Linked DNA regions of Homo sapiens: region 1 is linked to region 2. A link is a contact called in ENCODE Hi-C data. All regions are on one chromosome and are shown on one strand. Each heading gives the region's core, a stretch centred on a gene start or an enhancer-like site at or near the end of the contact. The rest is flanking DNA. Distances are from core to core; before and after follow the strand shown. Region 1 holds the start of KCNJ16 (potassium inwardly rectifying channel subfamily J member 16). Region 2 overlaps LINC01483 (long intergenic non-protein coding RNA 1483).

Region 1 (4,443 bases), core at 996-3,495, 170 kb after region 2:
TTTTCATGTCACAAATATTAGTTTTCTTTTACTTTTCCCCCGCTATTTATCATTGTAAAAACCATTCTTAGCTGGGAGTCCTTACAAAAACTGGAAGCAAGCCACAGTCTTCCAGTGACGGAGCTAGAGTGTTCTCTCTAACAAGTAACCCCTTTGTACAATGTAACTTCCTCTTAGGCCAATACTAAAATCACAGAACAGCAATACATTACAGATTTTTGAAAGAGATAATTATTTATCACTTACATTCAAGTAACAAATTCTTGTAATTTGACAAATCTTGAACATGCCTCCTCAACTTGCCTCAGTTTGTCTTTCTGTTTGGGGGAGGATTAAAGTTCACAAAAGTTGAACTTCAATGAAGTTAATTATCAGTTAAGGTAGACTGAGGAGGCAGAGACATGTAACAGAAAAGCCAATCCAGATATCATTTTTATTTATTTGGCTTTAGAAAGTGTTTTTCTACTTACATGTGAGTATGGGTGTGTCTGATATTCTGGGAATTTACTTCAAACAAAGGAATGAAGCCACGCAATGGCGATCTGACTCAGCTGGAGTTGGGAATCCATCTAGTTTCCCCATCTTGCCTCCCGTCTTGCTCTTCTCCATGGTCTGTTTTTACGCTGTGTTTAGATGCCTCGTCTTCTCAGATCAATCTAAATGCTCACCCACATAAAATCACCTTTCCTGAAATTGTATTTGCAGAGCAGATGGAGTCCTGTCCATTTTTGCGTGTGTGTTTTTTTTAAGTCTTTTGAGATAGAACTCTAACAAAGTGTGCTCTGCTTTCAAACAAGGCAGTAATTGAGCAGCATTAAGTGATAATATTGAACAACATCATGGATAAACCACAATGAGAGTTGCTGCAATTGTTATGGAAATGTAGGCATTTGTTTAGTCTTCAATTTTTTTTTTTAACAGAAAAGGCAACCTCTGCATTCACTGCTTACCTGAGATTTATGGATGAATGAAAAGATAGGTCCCTTGGAGAGTTCAAACTCTTCTGCAGATATTGTGTAACAGATTGCAAAATAGGTCTTCCTATCAGAATATGTATACCTTAGTGACAGCTATGAGTTTGGAACACGAATTATCTATCTGTGGTAGGTGTTGTCGTTGTTGCTATTATCATCCCCATTTGACAGTTGAGAAAATGGAGTTGCAGAAAGGTTAAGCAGTTTCTCAGTGTCACACAGCTAGTAAGTGGCGGTGCCAACATAGAAGTCCACTTCCTCAAGTGTTCATGCTTTTAAAAATGGAAACAAAACTCTAACAACCGTCAAACAGCAACGATTGTCAGAACCTAGAAAAGGCCTCTTAAATTTGCAGTGTTAACCAAGCCTGATGTGGTTCCCTAGATCCCCTGGCTGCCACCGCTCTGTGAAGCAAAGGAAAAACTAATTCCTTGCTAGCATAACACTTCTATTGAGCATTCCTGGACACAACTCCCCCAGGTTCTGAAGAGCCTAGGGTTGCTATTTGTTTAGTTCCCCATGGCTGCTTTTCACATTTTCTGGATCTTTCTCTTGATTCTAGCATTATAAGTCTACCTCTTCCCTGATCACTCACTTTTCTACCTCCTGGAGAGCACTGACCACGGGATCACCTCACCATTTTATTTAACCCATTAGGACTCAATGCCAGGCAAAACCTATACCACAGCCTGCATTGTATTCACCATCTCAGGCTCGAGCTCTGATTCCTGGGGTTGAGGAAAGGAAGACTTTCCAACCCCAATTTCTGCCATCCATGTTGATTAGTCAGAGGGCTAATCAACTGTGAACTCATGTTCTTTGGAACTAGGCAGCACAGGAAAAATAATCATTAAAGGTTTGGTAAATAAAAGACTGAATGGATGCTTAGCTACCTGTCATTATCCTGTCTCGCTTTTCGTCAGCATGCAATCCCAATCCTCAGCTGTTAAGATGTAGACAAAGAGTTCTGATGAAAGGGATTTATTTGTACTATTCCAACAGAGTCTGAAAACTAGCAGGAGCATTTCCATAGGTCGTCTCTCAACAATCCTGTCTGTAAATATTTGAGTCACTTACAGGCATTGTTGAGCATAGTTCTGGCCCAGCAAATCTTCCTCCTTTGTATCCCTGATCAAGTAAAAACTTAGTCAGGATATACTTGGGTGACCTTCACACTGTACCTCCTCCAGAGGTACAGAGGTGGTGACGTAATCACTGCCACAGCTGACTGGCTATGGCTTGCTTGATAAGACGCCAGGGGCTACCTATGTAGATTCCCAGGGAGGAACTGTAGGAACAAACCGGTGTCAATGGTTAACCCAGGTTCTTGGTGTCTGGAGCTTTTCTTTCCTTTATTATTAACTAAAGAGCATTCTCTACCATTGCCCAGCTGAAAGCACCTAGCTCATAGATTCTCTGTGGGGAGAGTGAATAAAGGTAAGTGCTATTATTGCTATGGATACAATGTCATTCAGCCTATGTTTTGCTCTTGCTGGCATCTGTGTTTGGGGAGCAGCAACACTCTGTTTCCAGCAAACGTAAATATTAATGATCAATTAAATGCAATTAAGATAATTTAATTTTTTATCCAAGTGCTTTAAGTAGGAATCAAACAGTGTGTCATATTCCTTAAGTTATTTTGAAGCTTTGGTTAAAAGTAGTCTCACATTGGTGTTTACAGAGTCTGTTAAACAGCCCTTGCCTGCTATTATATTTGTAAATGTCTAAAAGTGGCTTTATTATATTCATACCACATGGAGTATTCTGCAATGTCTTTCAAAACCAGATTTTTGCATCCTGTATGCACTTATGAACATATAATTGCAAATATTGAAAAATATGTATTTTATACCCCCCTCTTAAAAAGCTCAGAGAAAATACACGTTAACTTTTTTTTATAGTTGTCTATAATCATTGAAAGGAAATAAGAGATCTATTTTTTCTAGATTTATTTTAACATAAATTGAAAGTGAAGAATTTTCTCCTTTTGTTTTCACCTTAATCCCTCTAAAGCTTTTTTTTTTTTCTTATCATTTAAAAATCTTAAAATTTTGTTTTGAGTATTTAGTCAGAAAAGTGTGAGCTTGTAAAACTTTGCTCTCTGGATGCCACGAATTCTCTGACATATATAATTGAACAGTTTTCCTTGTTGGTATATTTAGGTAGTAAACAATAACATTTCTATAAGCCAGATGAATTTTGATCATGTGTATTACATGGACTGAATGGTCTTTAGAAAAAGAGTATTGGAGTATTTCTGCTAAATATTACTCTTATGGCTAGTAAGAGCCAGATCCTGAAGAAGAAAAAAATGTATGAATGCACCTTTGTTACTTTAGTATGGGAAATGTAGACTAGCCACTCTTTATGTCAGATTTTAACCAATAAAGGAACATGAAGTACCCAAACCACAGCTGTTTTGCAGAATACATTTAAGGAATTCCTGAAATTCAGCCAAAAAGAATTTAAAAGTGAACAAGGTCCAGAGTTCAATTCAAATCAAAAGAGAGAGAAAGAGAAAGAGAGCCTGAGTAACTTAGAGATGTAATCCTGCTTGTTTATTTTTAGAACACGATAATTGTGATAAATCTAAGATTATTAGTCTCATATACAACAAGACTGACAACCTTTGAAACTGCAAGAAAAGACTGCTTTGGGAGAGGAATTCAATATTCTATTTTAATGCATTTTTCTCAACAAGAATTTCAGCATGAGAGAGAACAAGAGTCTTCAAGGATATTGAAAAATATATGTTTCTTCTATTATATAGATTAGTGGTGAGTACAAGCTAAGACCTGGATATAAATTAATTGAAAATTAGAAATGGAAAAAAAGTATAGTTTGAGGCAAAATATATAAAGGGCATTGAAAGTAAATATTTGGCACCGAAATAATACAGGTATTTTCTTTGTTAAATTAGTAAAACCTACCACTTGTCCTCATACAAGAACTTGAGTTCCAGCATAAGAAGATCATTGGGAGCCATCTTCAAAGCTACCTCCCACCATTTTCCATTTATAAATGGAACTGTCAAAGAAGTCTTCACTAAGGGGGTGATATTTAGCCAAAGACCTGGAGGTGGCAAGGAAGTGAGCAACGTAGAATCCTTGGAGAAGAGCAGTTCAGGCAGATGGAACAGCCCTAAGGCTGAGGTGTGCCTGGCGAGTTAACAAAACAGCAAAGAGGCCAGTGTGGCTGAAGCAAAATTGCAGGAGTGGGAGTAGCAGGGAATACATGAGGTCCTGTAGATGTGCCATAATATTTACCAAGACAGATACGATTCTGCAAGCTACAAGTGTCAGAGAAGGTTTTTGAGATGTTAGAAAAGACCATGGGAAGCGTAGATTTAGATAAGTGGAGAGACAGTGAGGAGTATTGCGGATGACAGGCTGATGATACAAGTGAACAAAATATAGATGTGAGAATGAGCAGAATTAGCATAAGCATGAGAGCAAATGAAGTTAGGCTC
Region 2 (4,186 bases), core at 181-2,680:
GATTAGTTAAAAAAATGCCTAAGAAGCCTTGTTGGAAGAGTGAAAATGGGGGAAAAAAGGGTTGAGAAACACTGTTTTAGAAGAACAAGAGAAGACAGGCCAGGCATGGTGGCTCACACCTGTAATCCCAGCACTTTGGGAGCTGAGGCTGTCAGATCGCTTGAGGCCAGGAGTTCAAGACCAGCCTGGCCAATGTGGTGAAACCCCATCTCTACTAAAATTACAAAAATTAGCTGGGTGTGGTGGCATACGCCTGTGATCCCAGCTACTTGGGAGGCTGTGGCACAAGAATGGCTTGAATCCAGGAGGCCGAGGTTGCAGTGAGCCGAGATCACACTACCACACTCCAGCCTGGGTGACACAGTGAGACTGTCTTAAAAAAAAAAAAAAAAAAAAAAAAGAAAGGAAGGGCAAGAGAAGACAGGTCAAACATAATAAAGGGTTTCAAGATGTGATGGCAGAGCAGGAAACCAAGCACGGAGCCCTTCTGATTTCCAGATCCTTCCTGTGTGACTGTCCAGCATGTACACTGATGAAGGCAGCCCTGATGACGGGCAGTCTGTGGTGTCTCTGATGACTCTTCTGAGGGGTATCATAGGACAACTCAGGATGTCTCCTTTCTTAGTAACCTCCCTCATCATTAGGACTGTTGCCCATAGTGTGGAAGGAAGGTAGAACCACCTTTTGCCGAGTTTAGCCTATTTTTCCTAGATTAGAAACAAACTGCTAATACCTGGGTAAAAAATGAAAGAGTTAGTGAAACTCAATGAGTGTTTCAGTGGTTTTGTTGCCTCCCTGCCAACCCAAGGTTTCGTCCTTTTGTGTATTAATTTGGTCTCCATTCTATGCTCTCCCAAAACATGAAAGTTCTTTTATTTTACTTATTTATTAATTTATTTATTTTGAGATAGAGTTTTGCTCTTGTTGCCCAGGCTGGAGTGCAATGGCATGATCTCGGCTCACTGCAACCTCCACCTCCGGGGTTCAAGCAATTCTCCTGCCTCAGGGTCCCAACTAGCTGGGATTATAGGCATTCACTACCACGCCCAGCTAATTTTTTTGTATTTTTGATAGAGACGGGGTTTCCATGTTGGTTAGGCTGGTCTTGAACTCCCGACCTCAGATAGTGTGCCCGCTTCGGCCTCCCAAAGTGCTGGGATTACAGGGGTGAGCCACCACGCCCGGCCGCAAGTTCTTTTATTTTACAAATTTTATTTCTGATAATTTGAGATGAAAGCAAGTAGAGAGAAAAAAAAAGATTTCTTGATAAAAATGAAGCCTTCGGCTTCCTCCATATCTGACCCTCGTTCAGAGTTTCTGGTGCTGTTTAACTCTGGAGATTTGTAAGAGGAAATGACCTAAGTTTACTACGGGGCTTACGCAGAGGTCCTGCTCAGCACTGCCCAGGAGTACCGATTGCTAACTCTGTCCTTCCCTCTGATGCCAGGTCCCAAAAATAGCCCAGTGGGAACAACACAGCAGCCTCTCCCTCACGGCCTGCAAATCAAAGCCCTGATTAGGTCAAAGGATGGGAAATGTGGCTATATCGCTGCTCAGAGGCTCTTCAATGCCAAGGGTGTAGAAGCTTCCTGTTCCTTCAGATGTTGGGACAGAGCCGCTGGGCAGGCTTCACTCAGGAGACCTTGCTCCATCTCTTTTGAGTCCTTGAATCTGCTGGGGAGAAGCAGTTTTCCCGTGGAAGCCTTTGAGTCCCTAAGATTCTGGAAGTCCAGGGAAGAGCACTTCAATTTGTAATTGCAGACATCTGACCCAAGAAAGGCTGGCCTTGCTGGAGATGCCTCACTCCCTAGGAAAATCAATTTTGGTTTATTTCATGGAAGAAATAAGACCACTGAAGATTTTTCCTTCTTTCTCATTTCTGGTGGGCACACTTGAAAATGGCAGCTAGTATCATTGTAATGTCACCTTACAGCTTATATCAAAAGCGTATAAAAGTCTTTGCCCCATAACTAAAGGGCTCCTTTGGGGTGTGGGGAGGTATTGAGGGGAAGTGACAGAGCAGAATAAGGAGGGGTATAAAAATCCTCTATGTCTTAGTCCGTTTGGGCTGTTACAGCAAACATATCACAACAAAGAGGCTTATACACAACAGAAATTTATTTCTCGTAGATTTGGAGGCTGGGAAGTCCAGATCAAGGCACGAGCAGACTCAATATCTAGTGAGGGCCTACTTGCTCATACATGACTGATATGGTTAGGCTTTGTGTCCTCACCCAAATCTCATCTTGAATTGCAATCTCCAGGTGTCGAGGGAGGGACCTGGTGGGAGGTGATGGGATCATGAGGGCAGTTCTCCCCATGTGGTTCTCATGATAGTGAGTGAGTTCTCACAATAGCTGATGGTTTTATAAGGCAGTTTTCCCTGCTCTTACTCACTCTTCTCTTTCCTGCCATCATGTGAAGAAGGTTCTTGCTTCCTCTTCACCTTCTGCCATGATTGTAAGTTTCCTGAGGTCTCCTCAGCCATGTAGAACTGTCAGTCAATTTTCTTTATTAAAAAACCCAGTCTTGGGCAGTTCTTTATAGCAGTGTGAAAATGAACTAATACAATGACTCTCTTCTCATTGTACCCTCACATGGCAGAAGAGGTGAGGGTCTTTTGGGGGTCTCTTTTATCCTATTCCTGAGGGCTCTGCCCCCTTGACCTAATCACCTTTCTAAAATTGGCCTCCTAATTCCATCACCCTGGGCTTTAGGATTTCAGCGTATGAATTTGGGGGAATGCAAACATTTAGACCATTGCACTTTATAACAAGGATTAGTAAATGATGCCCCAATCCTCCCCCACCCCCCACACCTGTGTTTGTAAATATAATTGCACTGGGATTTTCTTTTCCATGCTTATTCATTTGTGTATTTTCCATGGCAGCTTTCATAATACAAAGGCAGAGCTGAGGAGTCCTGATAGGGATCACGCGTCCCACAAAGCCTAAAATATCTGGCTCTTTACAGAAAAAGCCTACTGATCCCTGCTTTATAATAATGGCCATACATTTAGTGTTTCCTATGCTGTGTACATTATATAGCTTTTCTCATTCAGGTCTCCCAACAATAGTGCAAAGTGGATACTGTTCTCTCCACTTTACAGATGGGGAAGGAGAGGAAAAGCTTGTTCAAGGTCACGCACATGGTAAATGATAAGGCTGGGTGTGAATCTATAGCTGTCTGATATTATGATTTTTTTTTTTTTTCTAGCACACTGCATTGCCTCACAGCTAAATTCCCACTGGATTGTTGGTCTGAATCACCGATTGAAAAATCAAATGTCTTCAGGGACCCGGCAGGATCCCGAAGGACGCCGCTCTAAGCCAGAGGGAGCGGTGTGTGTTGTGGCTGAAGTGGAAAATACAAGCCCAGTTTAAGGGCATTCAAACATGAATTGTTTTTTTTAAAGCCGTGCGAGTCAAACAAAACATGTCAGCAGTTCTTATTAGGCTAACAGGTTGCTGGTTTGTGACCCTTGGACCGATCCTCAACCAGGTTGGGCAAGGGAAACGATGATATGCTGAGAATGGAAACCAGACCGCCCATTGGTCTCCCCCTCCGGCCCCGGTTCACTTCTTTGGGAACATCTTAGATGGCTGCATGGAGAAACACGGACCTTTGGCCTGTTTTTTTCCTCCGAGCTCTGCCACCTAGTCTTGGTATGACTTCAAGCAAATAGACTAACCTCTATGAGCTTCCGATTTTTCATCCTTTAAAACTGAGATTTACTTATCTCACATTTATTGGTCCATGGTGTGCGTCAGGAGCTGCACTGGTCTTGGCTTATCTCAGGAAATGGCAACTCCATACTTCCACTTGCTCAGAGAAAAACCTTTAGTGTGCTCCTTGATTCTTCTCTTGTTATTACACCTATGACCAATCTGTCAGCACAACCTGCTGTCTCTGTATGCAGTAAGCATCCGGAATCTGAACAATTCTCATTTCGATCACTAATGAAACCGTGCCCCAAAGAGTTAAAAAAATGACTAGCAAATATTCTTGAGTTTGCAGGATGGCAGAGAAGGAAAAGAAAAACAACTTGCCGAAAGGCTGAAACTCCTTCTGCTTGCAAGATGTCAAAACTGACTAAAATTGGCTAAAACCAATTTGGCCAGCTAGAGTCTGCACACAGAACCAGCTTGTTGACATCACAACCCAAATTTCCACTGCAGGTTTTATA

What was found. Hi-C counts contacts between places; a loop is a spot of excess contacts on that map. Pooled maps may share reads with other maps.
Region 1: a map of Caco-2 shows a loop between it and region 2 (2.0-fold over the local background). The contact joins the promoter of KCNJ16 here to the enhancer-like site in region 2. A Hi-C loop is called at or near these places in 1 of 168 maps with a recorded cell type or tissue (Caco-2) and 1 of 50 pooled maps.

The regions. Positions count from the first base shown.
Region 1 is chr17:70,072,980-70,077,422 of GRCh38, forward strand. It overlaps KCNJ16 (potassium inwardly rectifying channel subfamily J member 16), which reads left to right and starts at 2,246. Exons shown (of 4, transcript NM_170741.4): 1 at 2,246-2,411. It overlaps LOC105371881 (a long non-coding RNA gene), which reads right to left and starts at 1,828. Exons shown (of 3, transcript XR_934952.3): 1 at 247-1,828.
Region 2 is chr17:69,899,526-69,903,711 of GRCh38, forward strand. LINC01483 (long intergenic non-protein coding RNA 1483) reads left to right here. Exons shown (of 5, transcript NR_109972.1): 5 at 3,217-3,475. Among named protein-coding and RNA genes, the nearest start is that of LINC01497, 60 kb to the right of the region's middle. Within about 2 kb of position 1,431, at least 2 of the 41 ENCODE cell types and tissues checked have a DNase peak (open chromatin) inside an H3K27ac peak, as active enhancers do.